2 separate regions of the Homo sapiens genome follow, and region 1 is linked to region 2. Evidence: chromatin contacts called from ENCODE Hi-C or POLR2A ChIA-PET data. All regions are on one chromosome and are shown on one strand. The core of a region is the stretch at or near the end of the contact, and the rest is flanking DNA. Distances in the headings are between cores, read along the strand shown.

Region 1 (4,151 bases), core at 1,192-3,691, 2.2 Mb before region 2:
AATTCAGAAATGTGCAAATTGTTGAGCTTAATAAGCAAAATCACAAATTTGATTGGGGAAGTTGTGGAAGAAGAGATGGTTTTCTCCAAAACAGATGGCATTGTGACTCTAGGCAGAAATCCTGCATGAACAGACTCTTGAGGATGCCTGAACTCATAAGACCCCCCCAACATCACACCCCCAGGGAAAGCAGTGTGATATAGTATGGTGGTGACAGACCCAGGGGTGCGGATTTGGGTCTCTGGCAGGACAAGTTACTTCACCTCTCTGAGCTGCAGCACTCTCCTCTCTAAACCAGGCAAATGAGTTTTGTTTTTCTGTGGGTTTTTGTGTTCGTTTGTTTGCTTGTTTTGAGACAGGGTCTTGCCCTGTCACCCAGGCTGAAGTGCAGTGATGGGATCATTGGCTCACTGCAGCCTCAACCTCCTGGACTCAATTGATCCTCCCACCTCAGCCTCCCCAGTAGCTGGGACTATGGGTGTGTACCACTACACCCAGCTAATTTTCTGTGTTTTTTTGTAGAGACAGGGTTTTGCTATCTTGCCCGTGCTGGTCTGGAACTCCTGGGCTCAAGCGATCCACCCACCTCGGTCTCCCAAAATGCTGGGATTATAGGCGTGAGCCACGGCGCCCGGCCACGTATGATTCTTCATAGGAGATAATCTCTTGAGAGGGTTCCGTTTTTTAATGCTTCACTTTTATACTTTCCAGAACAGCACAGCCCTTGTAAAAATTTATTAGCGTCGGTTAACAAAAAACCAAGAAGAGCATTAAGATGAACATGTACTGACCTCATGCTAAGCGGCACACAGACCTCATGGGAACTAAAGCCATGGCATATAAAACTGAGGGGTGTTTAGTTTGGGGATGATTTTTAAGGGGCTGAATTCCTCATTAAGACTGTGGAAAGATGCCCCCAGCATTGTCCCAGCTGACGCTCCAGACGAGGCAATGTAGGAGAAAAATGCTTTTCCGTGTTTGTCACTATCCCTGTGGCATTGCCCTGCCCAGTACAGCTTTTCTCCACTCGAGCAAAGCGTCTATGCATCCCCCAGGCCCCCACCTAGGTGCTGTGGGAGGAAAGGGGAATGCCAGGTGTTGTCCATTGTTACTGCGTGCACCAAAGGAAGCCTCCTTCCTCTTCAGTGGAGGGTGATAGCACGTTCCCCACCCTGGAAGAGAGTTGCTGCTTTGCCATGCCTTGATTCTGGTTGAGAGTCCCAAAGGATGACAGAATCACTTCCCTTGGGCCTCACTGCCAAATATAATCCACTTAATATCCTCCAAGTTTGAGGCCATAAGTCTGTGGCGCATCCAGATGCGACCCCCGAGGCGATAGCATCAACGTGGGAGCCAATGCAACTCAAAAGAAGGATGGGGCTTCGCACCTCCTCCTTGGGTAGGAAGTAGGTTAGCTGCTTGGAAAATGCAGGAACTGGCACTGAAGAGATCTGAGTCTGAACATATCCCTCACCCGTCAGTAGCACTGGGACCTTGTGCAATGTTAGTTTTCCCTTCCCTGCTTCAACTTAGATGGCTCGGGCCCTGAGAAAGTGATTCACAGCTGAAAAATAAATCAAAGGCCTCGTGTTCTAAAAAGAGTTTATGGAAGGAGAGGCAGCTGATGAAAGTCTAGAAAGAAGGCTGAACTTTTCCAATGAGCACAATAAGCCATTTTTACCCTGCCTGTAATCCTCGGGGTGGAATCCCGCGAGTGGCCGAGGCGAGCACCCTTCCCGCCGTTCCTGTTTCTAAGGCTAAATGATGTCATGCCAGCCTGCGTGAGCATATCAATCTGTATTTCTGAGTATGAACTGGATTTGAGGGGTGCATTGGTGCTCCAGCCCTCCAGATCAGTAAGACAACCAATGCAGAAACAAGGGCTCCCAGGCTCCTCTTCTGCAAGAGGCTGTTAGTGACGTGCCCGCTGGGACAGCCCTGCCCAGGATGGCCCCAGCTGGGGAGCCTTTGGCTTCCATCTGGCGGCGTTCTATATTATCCCATCCTTCTGTCTCACCCTTCCTAGGTTCAGCTTCTCTGAAGAGTACACAGCATTTGCTCAGTGGAGTTGTAAAATGTATTGGTAAAGTGCTCTGGGTTGACACGTTCCTTTGCTTCTTTCCTAAATGCCAGGCTCTGTGTTATTAGGGCCGTCTGTCGCTTCCCAGCGCCTCCCGAGGTGACTGCTTCCCTGACTCGGTGGCTGCTTAATATTCAGTGCCATTTCCTCCTCCCGACTGTCCTGGCGTGGGTGTGAGTGTGCCTGTGTGTGTGCTCGTACAGCAGTTGTTATCATGATGTACTTACTGGCTGTCTACCGATGGCTTTCCTTTCATTCTACTATTTTTTGGTTGACTTCTGTGAGCTGTGAGTCATCGGTGGTAACATTATGCATTGAATGGATTAGCTGGTACCTAAAAATAGCCGAGGCCCTCATGCAGGCGGCACATGAGCCTGTAGAGTCAGTCCCTTTGCAGCCAAGGCAGACCCACTTGCCAACATTGAACATGCCGAGCTTGGTGGCGATGAATCCTAATGTATCAAAAAATAGATAGTTGGTGACTGCCCTGTGTGCAGAGCCCAGCCCTGGATTTGTGCCGCAGTTGTTGGTAATACACACTTCCTGTCTGTTCTGGTGCTGGAAAGGCTCCAACAGAGAAACTATGTCAAACCACATTTTTGTTTGTGGGTCTTTGTACCTCTCTAAAAAAAAAAAAAAAGGAGAAAAATGCTCTCCTTTAAACTGTATGTGCTATATGTGCCCCCAACTGGGTCATCTTATATGTTTTGATTCTCTCAGACTGTTGTTGTTTATAGCATTTAGAAAAAAATTAAAGACTATTGTTTAAAGCAGTTTTAGGTGTACAGCAAGTAGAGAGAGGTCTCACACACCTAACAGTTTTCCCTGTTATTAAAATCTTGCATTGGTGTGATAGATTGGTTACAACTGATGAGCCAGTACCGATACCTTATTTTTAACTAAAGTCCATAGTTTATACTACAGTTCACTCTGTGTTGTACATGCTGTTTTTGATGAATTTATGATGTCATGTATCCAGCATTACATTATTATACAGAACAGCTGTACCACCCTAAAAATCCCTTATGCATCAACTATTTGTCCCCCACACCCCACCTGAAACTCCTGGCACCCACTGATCATTTTACTCTCTCCATAGTTTTGCCTGTTCCAGAATGCCATGCAGTTGGAATCATCCGGTATGTCGCCTTTTCACATTGGCGTCTCTCACTTAGCGATATGCATTTCAGGTTCTTCCATGTCTTCTTGTTGCTCTGATAGCTCATTTCTTTTTAGCACTGAATATTATGTTGTTCTTTAAGGCACATTTTTTTTTTTTGAGATAGGGTCTTGCTCTGTTGCCCAGGCTGGAGTGCAGTGACACCATAATAGCTCACTGCAGCTTTGACCTCCTAGGCTCAAGCAATCCTCCCACTTCAGCCTCCCTAGGAACAGGGACCACAAGTACACACCACCACGCCCAGCTAATTTTTCTATTTTTTTGTAGAGACGGGGTCTTGCCATGTTGCCCAGGCTGCTCTTGAACTCCTGAGCTCATGTGATCCTCCCGCCTCAGGCCCCCAAAGTGCTGGGATTACAGGGATGAGCCACCCTTCCCTGCCTAAGGCACACATTTTAAGGCCCCAGAAAAGGAAGGCAAGTGAGCTAGAACCTGTGTGCCTAAGGGCTTCCGTGTCACAGCTGCTGTGGTCACTCACTGGGCAGTGTCCTTCCTGGCCATCCCTGAGCCTCCCCACAGGGCCTTCCCACAAGGGAGCTCTGTGAGCCACGCTACCATGTGTAAGAAAAACCCAGCTTTTAATGTGGGATTTGTGTTAGGAGGCGTCCCGGTGCTAGGGTGTGGGTTTACTGAACAACCCTGAAACACTTCCACCAAGGACTGAGTCAGGCTTTGCGTGAACATGATTCAGTGTTTTAAATAGAACACTCACAGAGATTCTTACACTCAGCCAAAGCGTTTTGACTGTTTTTATTAATGATTTTTAAACATTGCAGTAAATGGGTCTCTCGCTTACCCCCTTCATCTTTGAGACGGGGTTTTCTGATTTTTTTCATGCTGAGAACGTAACCATGCAGACTTAGCCTTCCAGGAAAGCAGACCGGCCTTTCT
Region 2 (4,149 bases), core at 496-2,995:
GCTTGCTAACCCTGAAGTACAATTCACACAGGCAAGACAGGATAAATCATTCACTCATTTTCTTCATTGGCTTTTAAAATAATGACTTGGTTTCTGAGCATCTTCCAAAAGGGAACAATGAGGACGATTTTTGAGTATTATAATTAACTTGTGGATTTTAACATACATGATTCCTTGAAGTTATTCTATTTGCTGTAGTTATTATTCTTTTTGAAGCTCAAAATGTTCCATCTTTGCCCAGTGAGAGTCCCTTCAAGTTGGTTCCAGAATTCTCTCTTTTTTTGAGTTGAAGTCTCACTCTATCACCCACGCTGCAGTGCAGTGGTGCAATCTCGGCTCACTGCAACCTCTGCCTCCCAGGTTCAAGCAATCCTCCTGCCTCAGCCTCCCAAGTAGCTGGGATTACAGACACATACCACCACACCCAGCTAATTTTTGTATTTTTAGTAGAGACAGGGTTTCACCATGTTGGCCAGGCTGGTCTTGAACTCCTGACCTCAGGTGCTCCACCTGCCTCAGCCTCCCAATCCAGAATTCTTATGATGCAACTCCAAAGGCTTTGATAATCTCCTTGCTTTCTAGTAAATCAATGTGCTCTGGGTTCACCTTGTTCACTTCTTGTCCCAAACCTAGAATCAGCTATTTGTCCAAAGAATGTTGGTTTCTTTTATTGGAGATTGGCATTTAGAGTCAAATATCTGAGTGCTAAGAATGCTCATTGCCAGATTATTTAGTGAACAGTGGTTAGAAATACTTTTTTTAAATTTTATTTTATTTTAGAGATGGGATCTTGCTTGTTGGCCAGGTTGGTCTTGAACTGGCCTCAAGCAATCCTCCTGCCTCAGCCTCCCAAAGTACTAGGATTACAAGCATGAGCTTGTAGGAGAAATACTTTTATAAGAGAAGATATATCATGAGTTCATATCAATATTGTCAACTTAAATTTAGAGTTATAGGGTTTGTATGTAAATTGTTTAATTTTATGCTTGCAACCTTTTTAAACTGAAAATCTTGGTTCCTAATAACTTTAACATAATTATGATGCATATATATTTGCACATATATATAAACAGACATATGTTTCAAATGAACAATACCAATATTATTACCAAATAAAGATATAATTAATAAGTAGTATTATTGAACACAATTTAAAATTTATTTATAGTTGTTTGGTCCATTAAGGTATAATCCACTGGGGATGTATTTATATTACAGTACTTGAAAGCCATATGAAATAGTTCCTTTATATGTGGTTGACCCATTTGCTCAACAAAAGTGATTAGAAGTTAAGAAATTAACAAGGTTAATTTTTTTCCACTTTGCTTTCGATTTTGAAGGATTGTTTTCTATTTTTATTCACTTGTATTTTGTAATTATATAAAACATTTACATAAGTCCAAAGTCAAATCAACAAAATGTGAACTCAGAAGTCTGGCTTCCATTCTCACCTCTCTGACCTGTCCCTTCTTCCTGATAAGTAACTGTTTTTTATTAGTTTTTGCTTTATCCTATCATATAAAAAAATTAAGCAAATAGGACTCTGTGTGTTTTCCCTCTTTCTTATATATAGCTTGGCATTTTATTGTTTCTGAAACCTTGCTTTTTTCACTTATATCCTGGAGATCTAGAGAGAGTTGAAATCTGAGTTCTTTCAGTAACAACCTTCATCATCAAACACAAAAACATTTTCCTATCACAACGACTGCAAGGGTAACAGAAAGACGGAATGCCCCAATCAGTGTCAGAAGTTCTTCCTAAGTGAAAATGAAACCATCAGCTTGAACGTCTTTAGGCAGCTTGTTAAAGCTGTCTGGGCCTCCCAAATAATCCTGTGAATAACTCTGTATTCTAAGAGAACATTAATCACAATGCTTGGGATTAGCTGCATGGCATTTGTAAAAGACAGAGCAGGGTTTATGGGAGGGACATGTGTGGGAGGAAGGGCCGGGTTCATTCCTGGTATCCCGGCTCCCTGGCAGTGTAGCCTTGAACGAGGGATGAGTTAATTCCTCACTCAAAGTGTTACCATGAGAACGAAGTGAAATGAGGTCTGTTCAGTGCCAGGTACAGGGTCTGGCAGATAATGGAACTCAAAATGTGGTGGTTATAATTGTGATTTTCAGTAAGTTCTTTCACATACAAATCCCATTATAATTCTCAGGACAATCTTTTGAGGTAACTATCATAGCTGGCACAGTTTAGTTTTCGGTGAAGTTTATGACACAGTGGGGCTTTGTTCTGGTGTGCTGCCTCTTCGTTTAATGTAGGTTTAGGTATCTCTTGTATAATCTGAATACACCACACATTAGGCCCCGGTTCTGGACTTGAACTGTGGTTTTATTATATGAAATAAAAAGATTTTAACCACAGAATAGTTATTCTTCTGACAGACTGCTACTTGTATCTCTGATTAATTTATGTCATGCTTGGTTCTTAATCAAGAGTCAACCAATAATTAGAGCAGGGTCCCTGCAGGAAACTATGATCCCATTTATGACAATCCATTATGTGATTTAAATTGCAAGAAGGAACCATGGGGAAAAGGGGAGTATAAACCTCATTTATAAATTAGACCTTGACTTTTAGTTGAGCTATTCCCTTTAACTGGATCATTCCCATGATCAAAAGACATTTTCCTTAGAAGTAAATATTATCCCTGTGACCTTTTATACAAAAAGACATGAAATTATTGAATGATACTTTTGAGCAGACACATTTTGAGACATTAAATCTCTCTCTCTCTGTGTGTGTGTGTGTGTGTGTGTGTGTGTGTGTGTGTGTGTTTTCTAGTACATTTCCTCTAGCCTAGTGGTTATCAAACTCACCTGTACATTAGAATCCCAGGAGAGACAGATTGTGAGAGGTACAAAAACCCTCAGATATGGCTTGACTCTGTTTCCACACAAATCTCATGTTGAATTGTAATCCCCAGTGTTGGGGGGAGAGCTGGTGGGAAGTGATCGGTTCATGGAGGTGGATTTCCCCTTGCTGTTTTCATGATAGTGAGTGAGTTCTCATGAGACCTGATGGTTTAAAAGTACGTAGTGGCTGGGTGTGGTGGCTCACATCTGTAAGCCAAGCACTTTGGGAGGCCAAGATGGGTAGATCACCTGAGCTTGGGAGTTTGAGAGTAGCCAGGGCAACATGACGAAACCCCGTCTCTACTAAAAATACAAAAATTAGCAGGCCATGGTAGCATGTGCCTGTAGTCCTAGCTACTCAGGAGGCTGAGGCACAAGAATCACTTGAACCCTGGAGACAGAGGTTGCAGTGAGCTGAGATCATGCCACTGCTCTCCAGCCTGGGCAACTGAGCAAGACTCTTGTCTCCAAAATAAAAAAAGTGTGTGGCACTTCCCCCTTAGCTCTCTCTCCTGCTCCATCATGGTAACACATACTTGCTTCCCCTTTGCCTTCTACCATGATTGTCAGTTTCCTGAGGCCTCCCAGCCATACTTCCAGTACCGCCTGTGGAACTGTGAGTCAATTAAACCTCTTTTCTTCATAAATTACCCAGTCTCAGGTAGTTCTTTATAGCAGTGTGAGAACCGACTAATACACCCTTTCTTGGGGTCTGGATTGGGACCCCTTTCCGGTAACAAAGTAACAATTTAATTAAAAAATTAACACATTCAAACATGCAAAATATACTTCTTTATAATAAAAAATAAAATTATTTATCTCAAATATGAATAGCAAAGTGTTAGTATCTATATACTAAGAAGTCCTTCTAAAGTAGTGGGAAAACATGAATTACCCAGTAGATAAACTGGGAAAGATACAGGCAATAATCTCCCCAAATCCCCCAATTTTCCTATTTGTGAAAATACAAATAGGAAACAGATATATGGGGAAATGTCCAATCTCATCAGTAAGCTGATGTAAATTTTTAAAATAATCATCATATATCTTCTAAATTAACAAAGGGTTTTTAAAGACAGGACCTTATGCTGGTGAATTTATGATAAAATTAGAACACCCTTCAATGCTGTTGATATTGTCAATTTATACAACTCTTTGGCAAAGCAAACTGATAATATATATTCATTTAAACAAGGTGTTCATATTCTGTGCTCCAATTATGCAATTCTTGAGAATTTATCCCAAAAATGCCTCCTTAATTCAAGTGAAGGAAAAAGCTCTATGA

Evidence for each region. A loop is a pair of places that touch in the nucleus more often than their neighbours do. ChIA-PET counts read pairs that join two places held with the same protein, here RNA polymerase II (POLR2A). Pooled maps may share reads with other maps.
Region 1: a pooled map shows a loop between it and region 2 (2.3-fold over the local background). The contact joins two enhancer-like sites. A Hi-C loop is called at or near these places in 1 of 50 pooled maps. POLR2A ChIA-PET finds 5 or more read pairs at or near these places in 4 of 52 experiments (GM10248, PC-9, T-cell and 1 more).

The regions. Positions count from the first base shown.
Region 1 is chr6:16,318,426-16,322,576 of GRCh38, reverse strand. All of the region lies in intron 7 of ATXN1 (ataxin 1), which reads left to right. Among named protein-coding and RNA genes, the nearest start is that of GMPR, 82 kb to the right of the region's middle. RefSeq lists enhancers at 1,374-2,207, 2,120-2,239. Within about 2 kb of position 2,441, at least 32 of the 41 ENCODE cell types and tissues checked have a DNase peak (open chromatin) inside an H3K27ac peak, as active enhancers do.
Region 2 is chr6:14,073,012-14,077,160 of GRCh38, reverse strand. No RefSeq gene overlaps it. Among named protein-coding and RNA genes, the nearest start is that of CD83, 43 kb to the left of the region's middle. Within about 2 kb of position 1,745, at least 13 of the 41 ENCODE cell types and tissues checked have a DNase peak (open chromatin) inside an H3K27ac peak, as active enhancers do.